2 separate regions of the Homo sapiens genome follow, and region 1 is linked to region 2. A link is an interaction called in ENCODE POLR2A ChIA-PET data of the cell type or tissue named here. Cell type or tissue: K562. All regions are shown on one strand.

What was found. ChIA-PET counts read pairs that join two places held together with the same protein. Peaks named below come from ENCODE experiments on the same cell type or tissue, not always from the same donor. Only the 100,000 strongest peaks of a DNase experiment are listed, where the experiment ranks them.
Region 1: POLR2A ChIA-PET joins it to region 2 with 6 read pairs; 2 of 35 experiments call an interaction of 5 or more read pairs at or near these places.

What each region holds. Positions count from the first base shown.
Region 1 is chr1:192,975,265-192,979,264 of GRCh38, reverse strand. No RefSeq gene overlaps it. Among named protein-coding and RNA genes, the nearest start is that of RGS2-AS1, 29 kb to the right of the region's middle. In K562, no CTCF peak of the experiment used is centred here; DNase peaks (open chromatin) are centred at 1,734 and 2,494.
Region 2 is chr1:193,030,728-193,034,727 of GRCh38, reverse strand. The region is part of intron 3 of UCHL5 (ubiquitin C-terminal hydrolase L5); the gene reads left to right. Among named protein-coding and RNA genes, the nearest start is that of UCHL5, 27 kb to the left of the region's middle. In K562, a CTCF peak has its summit at 3,101 (motif pointing right); no DNase peak of the experiment used is centred here.

The DNA.
Region 1 (4,000 bases), 55 kb after region 2:
GAGTCTTTTCAATCTCCCTTTTCTACTGATCCATCTGACCTCTCCCCTCCTCCCCAGACTGCTCTTCCTCAGGTCACTCCCCACCAGGCTGAATCAGGCTCTAATTCTTCCTCAGCCTCGGCTCTCCCACCCTATAATCCTTCTATCACCTGCCCTCCTCACACCTGGTCTGGCTTATGGTTTTGTTCGGCGACTAGCCCTCCCCGACCTGCCCAACAATTTCCTCTTAAAGAGGTGGTTGGAGCTAGAGGCATAGTCAAGGTTAATGCTCCTTTTTCTTTAGCTGACCTCTCCCAAATCAGTTAGTGTTTAGGCTCTTTTTCATCAAATATAAAAACCCAGCCCAGTTCATGGCTTGTTTGGCAGCAACCCTGAGACGCTTTACAGCCCTAGATCATAAAAGGTCAGAAGGCCGTCTTATTCTCAATATGCATTTTATTACTCAATCCGCTCCTGACATTAAATAAAACTCCAAAAATTAGATTCCGGCCCTCAAACCCCACAACAGGACTTAATTAACTTTGCCTTCAAAGTGTACAATAATAGAGAAGAGGCAGCCAAGCGACAACACAAACCCCTTTGACTGTAATTTTCCACTACCTACCCAAATCCTATAAAATGGCCCCACCCCTATCTCCCTTCGCTGACTCTCTTTTCAGACTCAGCCTGCCTGCAAGCGGGTGATTAAAAACCTTTATTGTTCACACAAAGCCTGTTTGGTGGTCTCTTCACACGGAAGCGCATGACAATATCCTCCTGCACATGCTCCTGAAAAAAAATACATCACACAAAAACAAGCATTGTTGCCTTGTTGTCAACACTGATAGACTCCTCAACTTGGACTGCATACCACAGTGACTCAATAATCCTCTCTAACTGTGGTGCCTCAATATCCTCTGCTGTTTCATCGTTCATCTAGATATGGTGCTGGCCCAAAGAGGAACATGTGCCACCTTTTGAACTGCAGCCTCTCCTAAAAGTTAATGGCAAACGTCCTTAGCAGCAGGCAGGATCAACTCTTCACCAATAGTAAAGGATTTCTTTGCTTTAGTAGTGCCGTTAGCCACTGAGAATGATGCTCTCAGTGCAGACACATTTGATGAAGTGGTGGCCTTCAATAATTGCTACCGTTCTTCATGTTCACATTATTTTTCTTTTGAAAGATGCAAAAGTTTTGTCTTTTAATGCAGGGTGCTTGGTCTGCATGTGGTGAAGAAGTTTTGAAGGTTTCATGGCTTCTTTGGGTAGCCAGTCACCACATATATAAAGCCAGCTTGGAGAATGTGAATCACCTGTTGGAATGAACCTGTAATTTAAGTCTCGGTATCTTCTTTTAAATGCAACTTTTTGTTGGCAGTCTTAGAGTCTTCTGCTGTCTCATCACTGGGTCTTTTCCCCTTTTCCAAGAAGCTCTCCAGTGATATTTGTTTTTTACTCACTGTGGCTAGGGTTAGCTCGTGGGCTTACCAAAACTGTGACTGAGACAAGTGTGCAGTGTGGGAAAGAGGCATGAATGGAAGTGGTAAATAAAATAATGGGCGGGCCATAAGCGGAATAAAATGCGTCTGATTCTGACTTAAAGCCTGACATTAAATGCAGCTGTACAATTGAAATACATCAACTCACTCGTCACTGTAAAGCCTGCCACCAGATGCAGCTTAATTTGTCACTTGCCACTCACTGATAGGGTTTTGATATGAGCCTGAAAGCAGTTGATTTATTATGGTCTCTGTGCAGCCAAACCTCGCTGCTAAGGTTAATCTGTATTTGCAGCTGCTCCCAGTGCTAGCATCAGCACTTCAGCTCCACTTCAGATCGTCAGGCATTAGATTATCACAAGGAGCATGCAACCTAGATCTCTTGCATACGCGGTTCACAATAGGGTTCGTGCTCCTATGAGAATCTAATGCCTGCTGCTGATCTGACAGGAGGTAGAATTCAGCAGGTAATGCTTGCTCACCTCTTGCTGTGCTGCCCGGTTGCTAACAGGCCACAGACCCTGGTACCAGTCTGTGGCCCAGGAGGTTGGGGACCCCTGTAAATTCATCATAAAAGGTGTCCCAAGTATTCATTGAAATGTAAATAAAGCTAGATGCTAAGTTTGTCTAAACTTGAAGGATATAACTCTAACCTAGGCTTTTGATTCTTTCTATTTTAAATTCTGCTAACCAGTCTTCTTTTCCTACATGCTGTCAAATTTTAAAATCAATGAGCCCCTTATTCATAAACACTTAAAAAAATATTGATTTTTTTCAGGAGAATCTTGGAAGTGCCCAGCGAATTAGGGGGTGTGAATGAGATTAATTTGCATCATAGTAAGCAGCTCAGAACCTATTTTTGGGTTCCCCTTTCCCTTTTTTAAATTAACTTAAAATGATAAGTGGAGAGTATTTCTTCACCTGTCCTATGATATATTTTTTTCTTCTTTTTCTTTCCCTTCTTATCTCACTTGCCTTCGTTTCAATACTCTTTATCTTTGCCAACAACTCCAGAGCCTGTCCCAACTCCCAAGCCCAAACACACTCCCTTAGGGCTGAGAGTGAGAATTTGTGAAAGACTGGGGAAGGGGAATGTCAAAGGTGAAACAATTTGGCACCCACCTCCGTTGGGTGCATGAGCATTCCTCTTGTTGCTGGAGAGAAAAAAATAGATTTTTTGAAGAGTGAGAGTATTTTTGCAGCACACTAGCTGCTAAGTGTTTGCCAAAGTCTCCCAGTAGTTATCAATATTGTTCATAACATGTGCAGTTTTAGGCGTATTGTGCCTATCTCTGAGGAATTCAGTAGTATTCCAACATTGTCTCATTTTTATCATTTTAAATATTTTTAAAATCTCTATTTGACTTATAGGATAGGAGAAAAATAGTTTTTAACTATACTGTATGAATGGAGAGCACAGAGAAAGGTGCATTTATATCAGTTTCCGAAAGTTATGTAGGTAAATGTTAAGCTAAGTTTATTTTATTATTTCTTAAATATTTTTGGATTTTATATTATCTCAGAGGAGTCAATAACTTCCATTTGCTACTGCAGAAGATAAAACACTACCTCCTGTCTCAACACAACATAATTGAATGATCCTTTTTGTGTAACACAAATGTTTAGAAACTTTGGCAATTATATCACTTTATTCATTTTCATCTGTGTTTGGCATCATATAGGTGCAACTGAAGCTAGCTCTTCTGTTTTCTGATGGGAGGTTGAAAGATTTCATAAGAATTGTGTAGTGGGAACGTTGAGCGTGTATGTCCCAGGCATTGTATAAATATTTTATATGTTTTATCTCATTGTATTCCTTACAACAGTATATGAGGTCAGTACTGTAATTCTCATTTTACGCATGTGGAAATGAAGCTAATTGGAAGCTAAATGAAGATAATCAGTGGATTATCCAAGTCACACAGCAAGAAAGTGGCAAAATCAGAATTTTACCCAGGCCAATCTATCTTCGAAACTCCTACTGTTTTTAGTTCTTGTTTAAGATCAATGAATTGTCTGTATGTAATATGTGACTTTCTGAAACTCCACAATCCTATATGCATGAGGATTAGGGCAGTGAGTGTAATCGGTGAGTAGACAGGTCACACTGGCTTTGTCCACGGAAGGCTTTTGTACCAAGGAAGAGGCTCTGGAAATGGACAAAGAATCCTAATGATCAAATAAGCCTCAATGGAATAAACTAAAAAATGAAGTATCAGGCCAGCACCAAGTATTTGGTTTTTGTAGTGTTTTTTTTTTAAGTATAAATACACTTAGAATTTTCAAAACTTTAGGAAAATAGTCAATGATGTCAAGATGTATTCTTGGACTGGGGGATATTTTTCTGGCCACGGAATCACTACCATGGATTCAAATAAAGGTAGATTTTCCTGTTAGAAGAGTAATATTTGTCCAGTAGAAAAAGTTTAAAATTGTAGAAAATATAAAATATGTTTTTCAATTGTCCCAGTTCCTAAAGACTACTGTTCATATTTTGGTTATTTCATAAATTTTAAAATTAA
Region 2 (4,000 bases):
ATGCACTATTGGGTTAAATATAGTAGTATTTTGTTTAGGTTTTTGCATTTAAATTTTTGAATGAAATGTGTCTTAATTTTTCTTCTTCTGTAATGGCTTTGACTCGTTTTAGTATTAAGGTTATTCTGGCTTCATGAAATGAGTTGGAATTTTCTCTTATTTTTAGTGCCTTGAACAATTTGTGTAAAATTAAGGTGATATACTTCTTCAAATTTTTGTAGAATTGACCTGTATATCCATGTAGGCCTGGTATTTTCTTTGCGAGAATATTTTAAAATACTGCTTCATTTCAGTAGTTAAGGGACTATTGTGGCTCTTTATTTTTTCTTGAGTTGGTTCTGGTAAGATGTATTTTTTTAAAAGATTTCTTCATTTCAGCTTAAATTTTCAAAATCATTTCATACGGTTGTTATTAATATTCTTTTATTCTTTTAAATCTTATTTTATTTTTAGTTATATTTCTAATTCCTAGATTTCTCACTTGCATGTTTGTGTGATAGTGGTTTTATGTATTATATTAACCTACCACTCTTTATTATTTCATACTTTTATTAGGGTAGGAACCTGGCTGATCTTATTTCTCCTTTTAGCCGCCTTCAGTCCTTCCTGTAAATTGACTTAAACTGAATCTTTCTGAACCACTGTTTTGATTATTTTATTTCTATATTCAAAATGTCTTACTCTTTGGGTAAACTCCTAATTACTCAAGGCCAGTGACTTAACAAGGTAAAGAATAACCCCACTATGACTATAACCACACTAGTACAAATGACCAATATGCTCATTGTCTCTTGAACAACAAGCACATCAAACATCTTAATTTGTTCTTTTGTTCACACTGTTCTCACTTTTTAAAGTGAATTTCCTTCTCTATTCTCTAGTTCCTACCAAGCTTTCAAACCCCTATTAAAATTTCACATTTGTGAAAAAACTTTCTCTGATACTCCAGTATAAAATGATTTTTTCCTTTACTATTTTGTTTTTCTGGTGTTCATCCCTTTTTTCTGTGTATCTTTCTTTATAGAGTCTTCATGAGCAGGACATTTATACTTTTTTTCAGTATCACTTTCTCTTGGGAAAGCTACTGTTACATTCTCAACCTTTTTCCTTGACTATTAAAAAATTTAAAATTGTATGTATTTATATTGCTATAGCTGTGACTCAATGAAGATTGACAATAATTTTTTTAACTTAATATATATATATATTGTATACTTTAAGATACATGTGCAGAATGTGCAGGTTTGTTACATAGGTATACACGTGCCATGGTCGTTTACTGCACTGATCGACCCATCGTCTCCATTAGGTATTTCTCCTAATGCTATCCCTCCCCTTGCCCGCAACCCCCCGACAAGCCCCGGTGTGTGATGTTCCCCTCCCTGTGCCCATGCGTTCTCATTGTTGAACTCCCGCTTACGAGTGAGAACATGTGGTGTTTGGTTTTCTGTTCCTGTGTTAGTTTGCTGAGAATGATGGTTTCCAGTTTCATCCATGTCCTTGCAAAGGACATGAACTCATCCTTTTTTATGGCCACATAGTATTCCATGGTGTATATGTGCCACATTTCCTTTTTCCAGTCTATCATTGACGAGCATTTGGGTTGGTTCCAAGTCTTTGCTATTGTGAACAATACTGCAATAAACATACATGTGCATGTTTCTTTATAGTAGAATGATTTAAAATCCTTTGGGTATATACCCAGTAATGGGATTGCTGGGTCAAATGGTATTTCTGGTTCTAGATCCTTGAGGAATTGCCACACTGTCTTCCACAATGGTTGAACAAATTTACACTCCCACCAACAATGTAAAAGCTTTCCTGTTTCTCCACATCCTCTCCAGCATCTGTTGTTTCCTGACTTTTTAATGATCGCCATTCTAACTGGCGTGAGATGGTATCTTGTTGTGGTTTTGATTTGCATTTCACTAATGACCAGTGATGATGAGCTTTCTTTCATATGTTTGTTGGCCACATAAATGTCTTCTTTTGAAAAGTGTCTGTTCATATCCTTTGCCCACTTTCTGATGGGGTTGTTTATTTTTTTCTTCTGCATTTGTTTAAGTTCCTTGTATATTCTGTGTATTAGCCTTTGTCAGATGGATAGATTGCAAACATTTTCTTCCATTCTGTAGGTTGCCCGTTCACTCTGATGATAGTTTCTTTTGCTGTGCAGAAGCTCTTCAGTTTAACTGGATCCCATTTGTCAATTTTGGTTTTTGTTGCAATTGCTTTTGGTGTTTTAGTCATGAAGTCTTTGCCCATACCTATGTCCTGAATGGTATTGCCTAGGTTTTCTTCTAGAGTTTTTATAGTTTTAGGTCTTACGTTTAAATTTTTAATCCATCTTGAGTTAATTTTTATATATGGTGTAAGGAAGGGGTCCAGCTTCAGTTTTCTGCATATGGCTAGCCAGTTTTCCCAATACCATTTATTAAATAGGGAATCCTTTCCCCATTGCTTGTTTTTTGATTGACTATAATTTATATAGGCAGTACTTTAAGCTATTTTTATATTATTCCTCTGGACATCTACTCTTCTTTTGTATAAGCTTTGAAAAGAAATTCTCTAGTCTGGGGATTACAAAATCAAATGCCTTCAGTATCAGGTTGTCATCATGAATGTGTGAATTGGATTGTGTGTAAGAAGTAGAGAGTAGAAGTGCCCTGATAAACTAAAGACTATATACCCTGGCGTAGGAATTCAAACCAAACTCTTAAGGTTCTGGGTCAGTCCTACTTGAGACCCTCTGCTCTAGCCTCATTTCTATTATTGAACTCTACTGCTTTATTTTAAATTATCTTAAAAGCCAGAGTTAAAGTAGAACACTTAGGTAAGCTAAAGATTTTTAAAGTTGAGAACTACCTAAATAATTCATACTGCAATAGATTTTTTGTGACGTGAGTTACAGTTCTTTCAAATAGAACTTTGACTATATATAAGATTATTTTTATGTGAGATTTAGGAGGACAAGGACCACATCTTTCTTATTCACTGTTCAGCCTTTATTACAATGTCTGGCACGTAGTAGGTGCTCAGTAAGTATTATTTGAATGAATGAATGAATGGCTGTACACCTTTAAATTTTCTTTTGTTTTTTGTTAATTTTGTACTATGTATAGCATAACCACTTGGTGGCACTAAACTCATTTTAAAACTTGAAGACAATATTCTCATACCCATGTACATTGTAACTTTTCTTCTCACAGACACATACAAAATGAGTTCTAATATATCATGGACAGTGTAAATTATTATTGACATCAAAAAAGAAAGTAACCACAAGAATTTTTTCTACTTCTTAAAATCCTAAAATAATGGATTACAAATTTGAAGTCCTTAGATTATAGAAATGTTTGATAATCTTTTCTGCCGTAGCCTCACTGCCTAGTTTAGCATTGGGTATATATTAAATCTTTAAGGTGTCTTGATTTTGAAAGAATGTGTTAATAAGTATAAATTTTAACTTCTCCTAACTTTACTCCTCCCACTGTGCTATCCTCAGATAATTTCACCTTAGGTAATTTAGACCTAAGATAAGGGAGTACTAAGTGTTACAGTGTTTTAGTCAACCACATTTATAAAGTCCTCTTTAATCATTAAAGTTTGCATCCAAATTTACTAAAGAACTGTGATTCGGATCAAAATACATATTCGTATAAGTCAGCAGCAATGCTAATTGGATTCTGGATCTATCACTACTTTTTCCTAATTCATCAATTTTAAGACAGTTTTGAATACAAAATGCTTAAAGAGAAGAATTGTAGAAGCATGGTGATGTTATAGTTATTGAGAATTAGGAGTACGAGACTATTCTGTAATGGAGAGTGCAGTCTTATTAAGGAATTTCTCAAATATACTTCAGTCAACAGTTCAGGAACTGGTAGATATTCATAAGATCTTAAAAACCTCTACCAACATGAGAAATAGAGAACTATAAGAATTAAAGAAGGAAAATAATTGAATTTTTTTCTTCTGAAATCAGGCAGGATAAAAATAG